Regions from separate parts of the Homo sapiens genome. Here region 2 is linked to region 1. A link is a contact called in ENCODE Hi-C data. All regions are on one chromosome and are shown on one strand. Each heading gives the region's core, a stretch centred on a gene start or an enhancer-like site at or near the end of the contact. The rest is flanking DNA. Distances are from core to core; before and after follow the strand shown. Region 1 has its middle 32 kb from the start of LDLRAD3. Region 2 overlaps PRR5L (proline rich 5 like).

What was found. Hi-C counts contacts between places; a loop is a spot of excess contacts on that map. Pooled maps may share reads with other maps.
Region 2: a map with no recorded cell type shows a loop between it and region 1 (7-fold over the local background). The contact joins two enhancer-like sites. A Hi-C loop is called at or near these places in 4 of 37 single-sample maps with no recorded cell type and 2 of 50 pooled maps.

Annotation. Positions count from the first base shown.
Region 1 is chr11:35,909,532-35,914,776 of GRCh38, forward strand. No RefSeq gene overlaps it. Among named protein-coding and RNA genes, the nearest start is that of LDLRAD3, 32 kb to the right of the region's middle. Within about 2 kb of position 3,040, at least 3 of the 41 ENCODE cell types and tissues checked have a DNase peak (open chromatin) inside an H3K27ac peak, as active enhancers do.
Region 2 is chr11:36,354,239-36,359,483 of GRCh38, forward strand. All of the region lies in intron 1 of PRR5L (proline rich 5 like), which reads left to right. Among named protein-coding and RNA genes, the nearest start is that of PRR5L, 61 kb to the left of the region's middle. Within about 2 kb of position 2,138, at least 3 of the 41 ENCODE cell types and tissues checked have a DNase peak (open chromatin) inside an H3K27ac peak, as active enhancers do.

The sequences.
Region 1 (5,245 bases), core at 1,790-4,289:
ATCCCAACTCACACACTGTCTGCTGCTGCCAATTAGCAAGAACGTGGGAGAAGAGTTAGTCCTGGCTATAACCAGGCTGGATACAAACCTGTCACAATGAGATTAGGGATATTCAGGCAAAAGCATTTACCTTAATGTGTTTCGTTCCTAGCAAAACAATCATGCAAATGTTTTAAGTCAAACTTTCCAAAACAGACACAGTCATGCAAAGCTGTCCATGTGAAACAGGTTGCCAGTCAGAACCACCATTTTTATCTTCCACTGCTGTTCTGTAGGCCAGTTAACTCTTCTCTACCCATAGAATGTCTTCTTTGTTTTTAGATGTTTAAAAAAACCACCCAGTTGAATTGTTACATTACAAAAAAAGGTTACACTTTTGTTTTTAATACATTCCAACATTACAGGAATGAAATGCAGAAATGGAAATTTGGATTTGAGTTTTTCATACTGTCAGTAGCCCTTCCTGTAAACCTTGCCAATATCAAGAAGGTCTTAAAAAGTGTAAACTACAGGAAAACTGCAATTAGTCAAAATGCCCTGGGTATGGGAGATTCCAGGTTATCTCAGAGTTAACCAGAAAATCCTTTTCACTTCAACCCTTGCCATTGAAAGTCTCTGAAAAGCGTGAGTTGAGTTTCCTGCCTTAAAAAGCACAGTTTACTCTAAATGCAATTTAATGTTTGCCTGATAGTTGAGGGTCAGGGTGGACCTCAGGCTAAATATTCTGGACCCCAATTCCCATTGTCCAGAAAAAGCAAAACAAAAGGAAATGGGAGATTGGGTAGAATTTCTACTCAACCCTAGGACATGTTTTTGAAGTTCTTGAAATGAGCCTTTTCCTTCTGGTATTTTGCTCCTTTCTACTTCTATAAAGAGAGAAAAAAAAAGTCTGCTAAACTAGGAGTTTTGCCTATATAAGTTCCAGTGAAATCAAGATGCTATGATATTTGAATTTTTCCTTTAATCTTTATGAAAGAGATGACTGAGGTGTCGGCCATCAGGAGTTGGGAGCCATCCTCTTCCACCTGGTCTTGGATCTAGTACAGGGAGGCTTGGAAAAGTGAGTTCCCCTAGCCACCCCCCACCTTTCACTACCCCTCCAATGAGAGAGCAGAATGGCATGGGTCATGCATTTGGTTATTTCTTCTCATCATTTGTCACTCTCTAGACCAAGGTTCCTCATCCTTGGCATTACTGACATTTTGGGTTGGATAATTATTGTTGTAGGAGGCTGTATTAGGGTTCTCTAGTGGGACAGAACTAATAAGATAGACGTATATATAAAGGGGAGTTTTTTTATTTTTTATTTTTTTTTATTTTTGAGACAGAGTCTTGCTCTGTTGCCCAGGCTGAAGTGCAGTGGCACAATCTCAGTTCACTGCAAGGTCTGCTTCCTGGGTTCACGCCATTCTCCTACCTCAGCCTTCCGAGTAGCTGGGACTACAGGCACCCACCACCATGCCTGGCTAATTTTTTTGTATTTTTAGAAAAGACGGCATTTCACTGTGTTAGCCAGGATGGTCTCGATCTCCTGACCTCATGGTCCACGCACCTTGACCTCCCAAAGTGCTGGGATTACAGGCGTGAGCCATCACGCCTGTTTATTAAGAGTATTGACTCATACCATCACAAGGGGAGGTCCCACAATAGGTTGTCTGCAAGCTGAGCAACAAGGAAGCCAGTCTGAGTCTCAAAACCTCAAAACTAGGGAAGCAAACAGTGCAGCCCTCTGTTGGTGGTCAAAGGTCCAAGGGTCCCAAAGCTTGGAGTCTGATGTTCAAGGGAGGCAGCGTCCAGCACAGGAGAAAGGTGTAGGCTGGGAGACTCAGCCAGTCTAGTCTTTTCCCATTCTTCTGCCTGCTTTTATTCTGGCCATGCTGGCAGCTGATTAGATTGTGCCCACCCACATTGAGGGTGAGTCTGACTTTCCCTATCCACCGACTCAAATGTTTATCTCCTTTGACAACACCCTCACAGACACACCCAGGAACAATACTTTGCATCCTTCAATCCAATCAAGGTGACAGTTGATATTAACCATCACATAGGCTGTTCTGCACACAGTAGGATGTTCCTGCTAGATGCCAGCAGCACTCCCCTCACCTCCTCAGTTGTGACAACCAAAAATGACTCCAGACATTGCCAAATATTCCCTGAGAGGCAAAACTGCCCCTAGTTGAGAATTACTGGTCTAGATGGAAGCACAATTATTCTTTTTCTCCCCCACTTGTCAAGATTATGAGTTTTCTTGACCTTGGCAAGTAATTTCATAACATATTTCCTGTGCTACTTCATGGAAAAACAGAAATAATTATCTGATGAAAGTGGTATTTTGACTTGAATTGTATGAGGCAGGCCTTGTTAAAATACAACTGCAGGTTCTGCATTGTTTACTCTTCTAAATTTCCCTTGAGGTCATTGTCATTATGGACACGGAGTCAAGCCTTAGCCACAGCCTCTTATGTTGTATGGTCATCTTCAATTTCATTTTTGCATCTATCTCAGAAATACTTTCACTACTGTTGCTGCTTCCTAAAGGCTTAACAGATTTTTCACCCACTGGGTTCTTTTAAACCTGTTATTCTTTCTCTCCAGTGGATTGGGTTAAATTTAAATTCCACATTCTTAAAGAATATTTTGTATATTTTAAAAATTTGATAAATTAGTTGAATTCAGGCAGTTAGTTCTAGATGCCTGATTTTAAGGGTGTAGTAGTATTTCTGCTATAGAAAGAGCAGAAGTTAAATTGTTGTGGAGAGCAGATCAGGAGAGTTACTTACATATGTTGATTTTCAAATTTCAAACAATTAAATATTTCATATATTTATATTATAATATAATGTATGTACAATTTTCCAAGTTCATCGGATTTTTTGTGTATGTTATTTTTACTTAGATGGTAAAGAATAGAACACAAAACAATAGGTGCTGACTATATAAAAAATGTTCATTTACCTAGGTAAAGCCTAAAATATAACAATTAAGGCCGGGTGTGCTGGCTCACGCCTGTAATCCCAGCACTTTTGGAGGCCAAGGCAGTGGGTCACCTGAGGTCAGGCGTTTGAGACCAGTCTGACCAACATGGAGAAACCCCGTCTCTACTAAAAATACAAAATTAGTCAGGTGTGGTGGCACATGCCTGTAATTCCAGCTACTTAAGAAGGCTGAGGCAGGAGAATCGCTTGAACCCACGAGGTGGAGGTTGTGGTGAACTGAGATCGCACCATTGCACTCCAGCCTGGGCAACAAGAGCAAAACTCCATCAAAAAAAAAATCTTGTTTACATAAATTTAAAATGGCATGTATTTTTCTGACATGAAAGTAACACCCTCACATGACGTTCACTGGAAATACAAAAAGTGAAATGATGAAAAAGTACTTGTGATATTATCACCCAGAGATTGTCACTATTAACATTTAGAAAATGTTTCCTTTCAGTCTTTCTTTCCTTCTACAAAACTGAGACCACCCTAAATAGAGTTATTCTGATTTTTAAAATCATAGTAAGCACAGATATAAATATAACTAGTGTATTTAAACTGCCCCCCCTGTAGGACTTTAGGTGATTTCCAGTTCTTCACCATGATATGTTTAGTGCTGCAGTGAAAGTCTCTATACATAAATCTTTGCACACATGCCTGAGCAGCACTTTCAGCTGAAACTTGAAAAGACAAATACAGGGTCAAAAGGTATGAATTTCTAAGACTCAATCCATATTGCTGAATTACCTCAGGAAAGCTATGCCCATTTTCAGTCTTTCTTTATTGACAATTTTCTTGAAGGGCTTCCATCTTGTTCTGTCAACCTCCAGGCCTGTGAAGACATTTCCCACAGGACATTCTTCAGATATGTCAATGTCAATGTAATAAGATCCATCTTAAGATATCTGTCAACAGCCTCCTTGGACCCATCTCAAACCATCTGTCAATGGCAACTCTAATATATTTTAGGAAGATGCTGATGCAGTTACCAAAAAAAAGTTTGCAATGGAATCAGATTGTCCAATCACTCAAGTTGCAGAATTGAACTGTGTTAATGACATGTGACAATTTTATCACAATATCCAGAGACTCCATGCTAGGAACATGTCCTTGTAATTTTTTTTTTTTTTTGAGACAGATTCTCACTCTGTCACCCAGGCTGGAATGCAGTGGTGCAGTGGCGTGATCTTGTCTCACTGCAATCTCTGCCTCCTGGGTTCAAGTGATTCTCCTGCCTCAGCCTCCTAAGTAGCTGGGATTATAGGTGCGCGCCACCACTCCCGGCTGATTTTTGTATTTTTAGTAGAGATGGGGTTTCACCATGTTGGTCAGGCTGGTCTCGAACTCCTGACCTCGTGATCCACCCACCTCAGCCTCCCAAAGTCATGTCCTTGTAAATTTAAGGGCAGGCTGCAGGAGGAGGAACGGGAATTATCTTTCATGTGGCTTCTGTAGAACTCACACAATCCCAGCCATGTCGCAAACTTGGCAGCAAGAATTGACTGCCAACCCTTAGCTCCAGTCAAGACTATGGAGAAAAACACTGCTTAGATACAGGACTATATGACTTAGAAAGCTAGATTAGTATAATCTGACTATAACACATACAACTGTTACTTTGCTGTAGGTTTGAATTTCGTGCCTCCAAATGATCTCTAACCAAGACAAGTATGGTGTTCCCAGGAAATGGAAAGGACCAGCCTTCTTACACTATAGAAAGCACTTTCATAGGTGTATAAAAGTACTTTTCTTTCTTCCTTTTTCTTTTCTTCAAATGGAGTCTTCCTCTGTCCACAGGCTGGAGTGCAGTGGCACCATCTTGGGTCACTGAAGCCTCCACCTCCTGGATTCAAGCGATTTTCATGTCTCAGCCTCTCAAGTAGCCTAGACTACAGGCACGCGCCACCACGCCTAGCTAATTTTTGTATTTTTACTAGACATGGGGTTTCACCATGTTGGCCAGGCTGGTCTCAAACTCCTGACCTCAAGTGATACACCAGTCTCAGCCTCCCAGAACGCTGGGATTACAGGCGTGAGCCACCATACCCAGCCCATAAGTGCTTTTCATTACTGTTTATTACTGTTATCATACTTTTATTATTGTTCTGAGGTGACTCTGAAACCCAGAATCTAAAATTATCTGGAGAACGAATTCATTTTATTTTGAGGCACAAAATTGGTATCAGTAATCGCCTGGTCTCATCCTCTTACCAGATCCTCACTGGCAACTTGACCCTCATCAAGAATCATAAAGTTGGAATTAG
Region 2 (5,245 bases), core at 888-3,387, 440 kb after region 1:
CAGAGAGAGCACAGACTGGGACCTGGTAAACATGGAACAAACCTATGGAAGCTGCTCTAGTTATCTTTCAGTTTATACTATTTTATTGCTAGGAACAAAGTTGTGCTCCAGGCAAAGGCACGTCAACAGCCACCAAAGATTGGAATAAGCCTTTGGGGCAGTTATTTTAGCTTTAGCCATCTGGCTGTCCCTTATCAATAATTTGTTGGTTGCATCTGCGGTGGGTTTTGAGGTATCATAAAGTTTACTAAGCCTGTTATTTCCTATATGCACAGAAGCAGTGAGAGGAATGTGTTGCAGTCATAATGAAAGTAGAGGTCATTTTTTAAAATTGAAAGTGAGAAAATGTATTGCAATAGGACCATTCTATATTTATTTAAAAAAGAAAAGAAAGTGAGAAAACGCAGAATGCTACATGTGCCTTTGAAGTGAGACATTGGATGATGGGGATGATGATACATATTAAATACTTAGAAATGAGTTTGGCACATGGTGAGCACTTAAGCAACGTCTTCCTTTGTGATTGTGATTATTATGATGGTGCAGAACAAAGAGGGAATCATACGGTATGTGAAAAATGTTGAGTTTACACACAAGACAGTTATTAGCCAGGGGCAAGGAAAAGTGAAGACTAAACTGGAAAAAATCTGGAATATGTGGCTAGAGCTCAGCATCAATTTCAGATGCCTTATGCAAATTCAGGAGATGGCTAGAGGTTGGAGAACGTAAAGGGGTAGCTGGGAGAAAATGCTGCTTGGAGATGATTGTTGTAAGCCATAGGCATTCCGTGAGGCTAAGTTCATTCATTAGAATCTGTTCCTCATTAAAATGAATCTCAGGTGATTGGGTCATGGAGCCCATACCTCTCAGATATTTCTAGAGACCGTCAGCAGAGGGAGGTCTCATCTGCCTCAACAGGTTTACGAATTGATCCACTTTAAGGAAGGATGTCCAAGACAGCAATGTTTTACGGTGGCAAAGAGAAACATAAACTTCAGAGCCTAAACTAACATTTCTATTTGGTGGATATGTGAGTGAAGATTGCAAACTTAATCTCTTCTTGTTCTCCTTGGATTTACAAATATAGCATCAACAACAACTCACATTTACTGAGAATGCAATATGTGGCAGACAGTTCTAAGCATATTGCACTTTCACCAAGACTCTGTGAACTAGTTAGTGTTATGTGCCCATTTTATAGATTTAGAAGCGGAGGCACAACTTGCTTAAGGGACCCAGTTAGTGAATTGTACAAGCAAGATTTGAACCAGGTAGTCTGACCCCAGAGCCCATGCTCTGCTTTGCTTTGCTTTTTTTTTTTTTTTTTTTGAGACAGAGTCTTGCTCTGTCACCCAGTCTGGAGTACAGTGGTGCAATCTCAGCTCACTGCAACCTCTGCCTCCTGGGTTCAAGTGATTCTCCAGCCTCAGCCTCCCAAGTAGCTGGGATTATAGGTGCGTGTCACCATGCCCAGCTATTTTTTTTAATTTTTTTTTAATTTTTTAGTAGAAATAGGGTTTCACCATGTTGGCCAGTCTGGTCTCGAACTCCTGATCTCAGGTGATCTGCCTGCCTTGGCCTCCCAGAGTGCTGGGATTACAGGGGTGAGCCACCACACCCAGCCCCATGCTTTTAACTACTGAATTTACAAACAGCCTATTAACACCTGATCTTTGCTTTTTTTTTTCTTTTTGAGACAGGGTCTCACTTTGTTGCCCAAGATGAAGTGCAGTGGCACAAACAGCTCACTGCAGCCTTGACCTCCCAGGCTCAAATGATCCTCCAGCCTCAGCCCTTCAAGTAGCTGGGACTACAGGCACATGCCACCATGCTCAGCTAATTTTTGTATTTTTTGTAGAGTCTAGGTTTCACCATGTTGCCTGGGCTGGTCTCGACCTCCTGAGCTCAATTGATCTGCCTGCCTCGGCCTCCTAAAATGCTGGAATTACAGGCATGAGCCACCATGCCCAGCCAACACCTGATCTATTTTTAAGTATCAAAGCTTCTGTATTATTATGATGGCTGTCACTAGTAGGGAAGCATGATCATTGACATCAAGGATAATTGTGACCAAGTAAAAGCCATTTGATTTAGCAACAAGCAGATCATTGGCCTCTGAGTGGGTGGTTTCTGTAAAGTACTGGGGTGGCAGCCAGACTGTGAGGCCTCAAGGGAGTTGAGGGAAGTGAGAAAAGGGAAGCCTCCAGGGTTTACAGGCATACCTTGTTTTATTCTGCTTCGGTTTATTGCACTTCACAGATATTGTGCTTTTTACTGATTGAATGTTGTGGCAACCCTCTGGCCAAGTCAATTGGCCCCATTTTTCCAACAGCGTGTGCTCACTTTATGTCTCTGTGTCACATTTTGGTAATTCTCACAATATTGCCAACTTTTTCATTATTATTTTATCAGTTATGGTGATCTATCATCAGTGATCTTTGCTGTTACCATTGTAATTGTTTTGGGGCACCACACACTGTACCCGATAAGATGGCACACTTAATCCATAACTGTTATATGCATTCTGATTGCTCCATTAAGTGGTTGTTCCCCTGACTCTCCCTCTCCTGGGGCCTTGGTATTTCCTGAGACACAATATTATTGAAATTAGCCAATTAATAATGCCACAATGACCTCTAAGTGTTCAAGTGGAGGAAAGATCATGTCTCTCACTTTAAGTCAAAATCTAGAAGTGATTAAGTTTAGTGAGGAAGGCATGTTGAAAGCTGAGATGGGTCAAAAGCTAGACCTCTTGGGCCAAACAGCCAAGTTCTGAATGCAAAGGAAAAGTTCTTGAAATTAAAAGTGCTACTCCAGTGAACTCAATAATAATAAGAAGCAAAACAGCCTTATTATTGATATGGAGAAAATGTTAGTGGTTTGGATGGATGATCAAACCAGCCACAACATTCCCTTACGCCAAGGCATAATTCAGAGCAAAGCCCTAGCTCTCTTTAATCCTATGAAGCCTGAGCAAGGTGAGGAAGCTGCAGAAGAAAAGTTGGAAGCTACAGGAGGTTGGTTCATGAGGTTTAAGGAAAGAAACCTGTCTCCATTACATAAAAGTGCAAGGTGAAGCAGCATGGGCTGATGGATAAGCTGCAGTAAGTTATATGGAAGATCTAGCTAAGATCATTGATGAAGGTGGCTAAACAGATTTTCAATGTAGGCAAACAGCTTTCATTGGAAGAAGGTGCTATCTAGGACTTTCATTTTAGTAAGAAGTCAGTGGTTGTTTCCAAATCTTCAAAGGACAGGCTGACTCTCTTCTTAGGAGCCAATGCAGCTAGTGACTTTAAGTTGAAGTCAGTCCTCATTTACCTTTTTCAAAATCCTAGGGCCCTTAAGAATTATGCTAAATATACTCTGCCTGTGCTCTGTTAGGGAAACAAGAAGTCCAGATGACAGCACATCTGCTTACAGCATGTTTTACAGAACATTTTAAGCCCACTGTTGAGACTACTATTCAGAAAAAAAAAAGATGCCTTTAAAAACATTACTGCTCATTGACAATGCACCTAGTCACCCAGAAGTTGTGATAAAGATGTACAAGGAGATTAATGTTTTCTGCCTGCTAACACAACATCCGTTCTGCAGCCCAGGGATCAAGGAGTAATTTTGATTTTCAAGTCTTATTATTTAAGAAATACGTTTTGTAAGGCTAAAGCTGTCATAGATAGTGTCTCCTCTGATGGATCTGAACAAAGTCAGTTGAAAATCTTCTAGAAAGGATTAACCATTTCAAGTGCCATTAAGAACATTTGTGATTCATGGGAGGAAGTTGAAACCTCAGCATTAACAGGTGTTTAGAAGAAGTTGATTTCAACCCTAATGAGTGACAGTGGTTTCTTGAGATAGAACCTCCTCCTGATGAAGATGCTGTGAACATTGTCAAAATAACAACAAAGATTTAGAATATTACATAAATTTAGTTGATAAAGCAGCGGCAGGGTTTAAGAGGACTGACCCCAATTTTGAAAGAAATTCCACTGAGGGTAAAATGCTATCAGCTATCTCTTGTGAAAGGAAGAGTTTTTTGTGAATGGAAGAATCAATCAATGAGGCTAACTTCGTTGTTGTCTTATTTTAAGAAATTGCCACAGCCACCCTAACCTTCAGCACCCACCACCCTGACCAGTCAGTCAGAAGCCATCAACATTGAGGCAACACCCTCCACCAGCAAAAAAGATTACTACTCACTGAAGCCTCAGATGATCAACATTTTTTAGCCGTATTTTTAAATTAAAGTATGTACATTTTTTAGGCACAATGCTATTGCACACACTTTTAATAGACTACGGTATAGTATAAGCATAACTTTTATATGCACCAGGGAACTCAAACATTTGTGTGACTCACTTTATTGTGATATTATTATTCACTTTATTGCTATGGTCTGGAACCAAACCTGCAATATCTCCAAGGTACGCCTGTATATAACTTCCAAGAATTTGGCAGTAACTGTCAGGAAAGAAATAGAATTACAACTACAAGGAGTAGCCAGCCATGTAGAGGTTTGTTTTTTCTTCTTCCCAAGGTGATAAATACACAATGGAAGTAAGAAAAAGGGCTGGCAAAGGGGAAGAGGATGAAGATACTGAAGAGGAAGGAAAGATACTTCATACATCTGGGAGGCGATAGTGCTCAGGGCACTGGTTAAGGGCTTTGGCACCTGGCTAGATTTGGAGATGTTTTGCATTTTACTTATTGACAATCCCTGATACATCAGTGCTTGGATTTTTAGTAATCAGTGGTTGGATTTTCAGTAACGTGGACCCACACTGACTTGCAGGCTCATATTCTTGTGGTTGGATGGTCCTTTATCTAATGCTAGGAGAACTGCATTTGAGTCCCAGTGCTGCCATTAAATAGCTGTGTGTGATTTTGGACAAATAAGTCACTTCATGTCGCTGAGCCTCAGTTTCCTCATCTGTAAGTGGCAGATTTGAACTAAAGATCCAGGGGTCCTTTGTACGTGAAGCGGTATTAACTTCTAATGAGAATAGAAGGATGTTCTGCCATTTTAGGTGAAAGATTAATCCTCTTATTGAAAGATTTTGTCTTAGCGTGGGAGAGAGGCCACAGTCACTTCCTTCGGTGTTGGAGAGAGAGGTGATTTGACCAGAATTGTAATAGAGTCCACATTATATTTATACAAGTGTATACTATTCTTTGAAATGGATTAATTTGTTACTGGAGTCTAGGGCATTAATTTTAATTTTAATTTTTTTACATATTAATTATC